Regions from separate parts of the Homo sapiens genome. Here region 2 is linked to region 1. A link is a loop called in an ENCODE intact Hi-C map of the cell type or tissue named here. Cell type or tissue: PC-3. All regions are shown on one strand. Links, peaks and the distances in the headings refer to the core of each region. The heading gives the core; the rest is flanking DNA.

The links. Hi-C counts contacts between places; a loop is a spot of excess contacts. Peaks named below come from ENCODE experiments on the same cell type or tissue, not always from the same donor. Only the 100,000 strongest peaks of a DNase experiment are listed, where the experiment ranks them.
Region 2: a loop joins it to region 1, with 8 times the contacts of the local background. A loop is called at or near these places in 1 of 110 quality-filtered maps.

Annotation. Positions count from the first base shown.
Region 1 is chr10:99,335,821-99,338,752 of GRCh38, forward strand. All of the region lies in intron 1 of CNNM1 (cyclin and CBS domain divalent metal cation transport mediator 1), which reads left to right. Among named protein-coding and RNA genes, the nearest start is that of CNNM1, 7.9 kb to the left of the region's middle. In PC-3, for the core only: no CTCF peak of the experiment used is centred there; a DNase peak (open chromatin) is centred at 1,601; H3K27ac peaks cover 1,881 bases.
Region 2 is chr10:99,275,557-99,278,488 of GRCh38, forward strand. It overlaps a transcript of HPSE2 not described here. Among named protein-coding and RNA genes, the nearest start is that of HPSE2, 41 kb to the left of the region's middle. In PC-3, for the core only: a CTCF peak has its summit at 1,522 (motif pointing left); no DNase peak of the experiment used is centred there.

The DNA.
Region 1 (2,932 bases), core at 183-2,682:
ACGTTCTTCCTGGCTTGCATGTGGGTGCCTTCTCTCCATGGCCTTTCCTCAGTGCCTGTCCACAGACAGCAAGAGGCTCTGGTCCTCTCTTCTTAGAAAGACATCAATCCTGTTGGATTAGGGCCCACCCTTATGCCATCATTTAATCTTAACTACTATACTTCCTTAGAGGCCTCTCTGGGTGTCGTTAGGGCTTCAACATATGAATTTTGTGGGAAGACAAACATTCAGTCCATAACAATCACCAAAGCTGGCCAAATAATTGGATGCCAATATTGCATCCAACTGCAGTCATGTCATTTTGGTCAATGATGGACTGCATGTATGATGGTGATCCCATAAGATTACATTGGAGCTGGAAAATTCCTGTCACCTAGTGATGTCCTAGCAGTCATAACACCTAACATCGTCCTAAGGCAACACATTACCTTTACTATGTTTAGATACGCAAATACTTACCATTGTGTTACAATTACCTACAGTATTTGGCACAGTAACATGCTCTACAGGTTTGTAGCCTAGGAGCAATAGATTATAACATATAGCCTATGTGTGTAGTACACTATATCCTCTAGGTTTTGTGTGACTACATTCTATGATGTTCACACAATCATGAAATTGCCTAGCAATGAATTTCTCAGAGAGTGTCTCCATAGTTAAGCAGTGCATGACGATTTCTTAAATCTGTACATAATTTAATCCACTATTTGTTCCACTTAGGTTATTCACTGATTTTATTCAACAAATAGTTGTGTTGGCACAGTGGAGAACATCATCAACATAGTCCTTGTCTCTATAGAGCTTCACTCTAATACAGGAAACAGAAATTAAACGAACAGGATAGTGATTAAGAACATAAGATTTGGCCAGGCGTGGTAGCTCACTCCTGTAATCCGAGCACTTTGGGAGGCCGAGACAGGTGGATCATTTGAGGTCAGGAGTTAGAGACCAGCCTGGCCAACACAGTGAAACCCCGTCTCTACTAAAAATACAAAAATTAGCCGGGCAGTAATGGTGCACACCTGTAATTCCAGTTACTCAGGAGGCTGAGGCAGGGAGGTTGCAGTAAGCCAAGATCATGCCACTGAACTCCAGTGGCAACAGAATGAGACCCTGTCTCAAAAAAAGAACATAAGACTTACTAGAATGCCTGGGTTGATACTGGCCCTGGGCAAATTACTTAACTGTTTATGTCTGTTTCATTAGCTGTAAAATGAAAATAATACTAATATTTACTCATAAGATTGTGTGAAATATTAAGACTATCGCATTATGCTTACTTACTACCTGTCATGTAAGTACTAAGTAGATGTTAGCTATGATTATTAAATATAAACACAAGTCTATTACTCATTTATGCAAATGCCTCCTAAGAAGTTACACTTTTTCACATTTTTGTCTCCCTCAAATTCGTTCTCTCTAGTGCCACTAAAATAATCTCCAGTAATGTCACTGCTTAAAACCCTTCAGCAGCTCCCCGCTGCCTACGGGAGAGAGGCTAAGCTGGTAAGGCAGCCAGCAATGCACTCATGACCTGCTTCTTGCCCTCCCCTCCAGCCTCATCGCTCACCACTCCCTGCCACAGCTTTACCCTCCAGCAATGCTGAACTCTGTGGTGCACTGTGCTATTCTTGCCTTTGTCCCTTTATTCACATTGCACTTCTGTCAGGAATATGCTTTGCCTGACTAATTCATTGCCAGCTCTTTGACACTCAGCTCAGGGGCCTCCTCCTCTGGGAGACTTCTCCTGTAAACCCCAAAATACAAAAATAGATTTTTTGGCCAGCTTCATTGTTTTATGTGCATATCTCAATCATTGAACTAACAAGCTGTACTACCAGTGTTTGTTTATAAGTGCCTCCCACCCATATAATGAGCATCTCCAGGGCAAAACTGTCTTATCTGTCTTTGTAGCTCCAGCAGCTAACGATGCATATGACACATAGTAAATTTTCAATGAATGTTTGTTTAAGGACTGAATGGATGACTTAAGGAGTTAAACTTTAATATAATGGAAGAGATCTGCAGAGCACTAGAAAATGAATTAAATCATTTTGGACTATGCAGCAGAACAAATCAAACTTATAAGTTTGTTAGTGTTAGAAGAAAAGTGTTGCATCTATTGTTTCTCAGCTTCTTTAGGTACATCTATTAATATTTATTACAACAATTTCTTTTCACATGTAAAGCACTGTGCTAAGAGTTAGGGGTATGAGATAAAATCTCTGTTCCCAAAGAGCCTAAAGCATAGTGGATGAATAGCACTTCCCTTTGCAAAGCTAGAAGGCAAGCTGGACACTCACCTTTCCCATGACTTCCAGTGACCTTGAATTTACAAGTCATGTCTCAGTATATAAGTACAGGATATGGGTAAGACAGACCTTGGTACATAAAGCATTAAAATGAAAGTGCTATACTAGAAATGCAAAAATGCAATGGGAACATGGAGGATACAATAACTATGACTAGGTGGCATTTTTTTTTTTTTTTTTTGAGATGGAGTCTCACTTTGTCGCCCAGGCTGGAGTGCAGTGGTGTGATCTCGCCTCCCAGGTTCAAGCGATTCTCCTGCCTCAGCCTCCCAAGTAGCTGGGACTACAGGCATGTGCCACCATGCCCGGCTAAATTTTTGTATTTTAGTAGAGACGAGGTTTCACCGTGTTGCCCGGGGTGGTCTCGAACTCCTGAGCTCAGGCAATCCGCCAACCTCGGCCTCCCAAAGTGCTAGGATTACAGGTGTGAGCCATTGCACCCAGTCATATTTTGCTTTTATAAATTTTTTACTGAAGTTTATGTTTCTATAATTTATACAGAAAAAAATTTAAATATAGAATAGTAGAAAAAAGAAGTATGAAAATCATATGAGGATAATCATCCCACTATCCTGAAATAGTAACTCAATATTTTGTCATATTAAAAATATATTGCACAT
Region 2 (2,932 bases), core at 290-2,789, 60 kb before region 1:
TTGTCTGGGCTAAAAACCATCCCAGCAACAGCTCCTCTCCCTTCTTTCCTTTTGAATTTAATCCTGACCCATTTTACGGCATTCTTCTAATCCTAAACTCCATCCCAAGGATATGTGAAGCCCATGCTCTTTGAATCCTCCCTCTTTCCAACAGTAACATCCGTCTTGGGTCTTCTCCATACCCTTGCCCCCAACAAAATGATTGTAGTGTTTCCCCTAAGGCAGGCAACATCATCTCTGGTACCAGCTCAGAGCAGGCTCCTTCAGGCCAGAACATCTAGGGCATGGGACTGTAAGAGAACCCTTCTATTGGGAATGAAGGGAAGAGATTATTACATGAAGGGGTGGGTGTGGGTGTGTGTATGTGATGTGCAATCCTGGTAATGTTAATGACTTATTAAAAGCACATCGTATCATGGACATAGATAAGAAAAAAACAGCCAAATAGAAATAACTGAAAATTTGGTTTTATTAGTAATATTTAATAATGGTAGTATATATACCCAAAACATTAGGATCTTATTCCTTTTATCACACATAGTGCTTCGCCTGTAGTAAATGCCCAATAATTATGTTGAAAAATGAATAAAACTAATTTTTGAATTATTACATATAAATACAATATTCGTTGGAACAACAATCATAACAACTCCATTTAGTAACAACTACAGTGAGCCAGACACTATATACTCGGTGCTTCATATACATTTTCTCTACTAATGCCTATTTACACTACAACCCAATAATTATTCTTTGTATCACTAAATGTCTTTATTTCATTAGCAAAGAAAACTCTATAGAAAAGTAATAAAATTGCATAGTTGGGTGTTTGTGTGGCATGGTTGTCTAGCCATCACTTTTTAAAGAATTTTGCTTCCAGCCCAGGGTTTTTCACTACACATTAATCTCTTTCATATATATGTCTCAAATAACCTATTAGCCCCTTATTTTCTCTAGTGCTCTCATCTGAACATTCATAACCTCATACGAATTATATTTATAATGTTCTTTTATGCATTCCAGAATTCTTTTTACATCTTTTTTTTAATCTACGCTTGGAGTCTTGAAATCCCCATAACTGATAAATAGGATAAGCTGCTATTAGTAATAGCAGACAAGAAACAATATTGAGTTCTCTGCAGAGGTTGTTAAATCAGGCACAATGACACAAATACAAAAACAGGCAAATTCTTTTTTATTCAAGCCACAGGGGTGCCATTTAGTTCTACAGAAGTACCCTAGTATGTCAAATTAGATGCCGTGGAGTGACTTAGGTACTGGAAAGAATACTGTAATATAAAAATATTATCCTACTATAATAATATTTGAGCATATTTGTAAATTTAAAATAACGCCAAAACTGCTGATTGAAACCATTTATACTTCTGTCACCCGCTTAGAATAGAAATATTAAATTATGGTGCTATATTACCCAGTCATAAGCTAAATTACCAGGTCAATTCTGAAAGAATGGGACAGAGGCGACAATGGATAGTGACTGCCATCTTGTGGGTTTTTATCTAATTACAGGGAAACTACTTAAGGCAGACATTTGAAAATTGCTAGGAGTTAATTTATCACCCGTTCAAATCAAGATATCCCGTGGGGATATAAATAACATAAAAACAATCATCTCTATCATATCATCTTATGGCTTTATAAAGTCAAAATTGTGCACACAGGTGCACATGCATGCAAAAATATAAGTTAAAAACCATAGATAATCTCATTAATTCTCCTGGGATGTTTACACCACTTTGAGAAAATCAGCATTTTATTCTGTTTTGCTGTGGACAGCAGAGTTAGAACCAACAAGTAAAAAGTAAACGAAAATAAGGTTTTTGGCTCAGTTTAAGGAAAAGTCTGCCAAGTAAAGCTGTTCAACAAAGATAAAATGAATCCCTTATGAGGTAGTGAGCTCAGTGTCACTGGATGAAACCATGAAAAGACAGAAATAGTGGAAGAGTGTTGGTTTTTCACCAAGTGAGAGCTCCATGAGCCCTTCTACCCCTGAGGGAACTTAAGATCCCCTCCCGACCCTCCATGTTACAGGCATCTAATAGAAATATGTAGCATTTCTATTTAATATTTCTAATAAAAACATTTAGCGTTTGTGTATCATGGTGGTTTTTCTGTGTATAAATGTCATATGCACAATACAGTAAAATATAAACCCACAAATTCCTAAGAAAAGATGGAAAAATATCATATAATACAGCTTAACATGTGTGGACCTCACTTTTAAAAAAACTGATATGCGGCCGGGCATGGTGGCTCACGCCTGTAATCCCAGCACTTTGGGAGGCCAAGGCAGGTGGATCACTTAGGGTCAGGAGTTCAAGACCAGCCTGGACAACATGATGAAACCCTGTCTCTACTAAAATACAAAAATTAGCTTGGCGTGGTGGTGCGCACCTGTAATCCCAGCTACTCAGGAGGCTGAGGCGAGAGAATCGCTTGAACCCAGGAGGCGGAGGTTTCAGTGAGCCAAGATCGCGCCACTGTACTCCAGTCTGGGAGCGAGACTCCCTCTCAAAAAAAAAAAAAAAAAAAACTGATATGCAAAACTGCAAACTTAATAAATTAGGGATAGAAGACTCTTCACAATATTTTGATAATGAACATTTGTAAAGTAATATGCATGTGAAAAAAAAGTTTGGAAGATAGACATGGCTGTTTCTGGATTTACAAGTGATTTTCTGTTATTCTTTATAGTGTTCTATATTTCCAAAATGTTCTATAATAAATACATATTACTTATGTCCTCACAAAATAATAATTTTTAAAAAATAAAATTTGACCCTATCACCAGGGTCTCAAATTCCTATTTTTACACTCTGCCCTATCATTGGCATGCAGCTTCCATTCTCAGGGTTCTCTCACATTCAGAAGACAGCTGCTGGAACTCCAGTCATCATACCTAATTTCTATA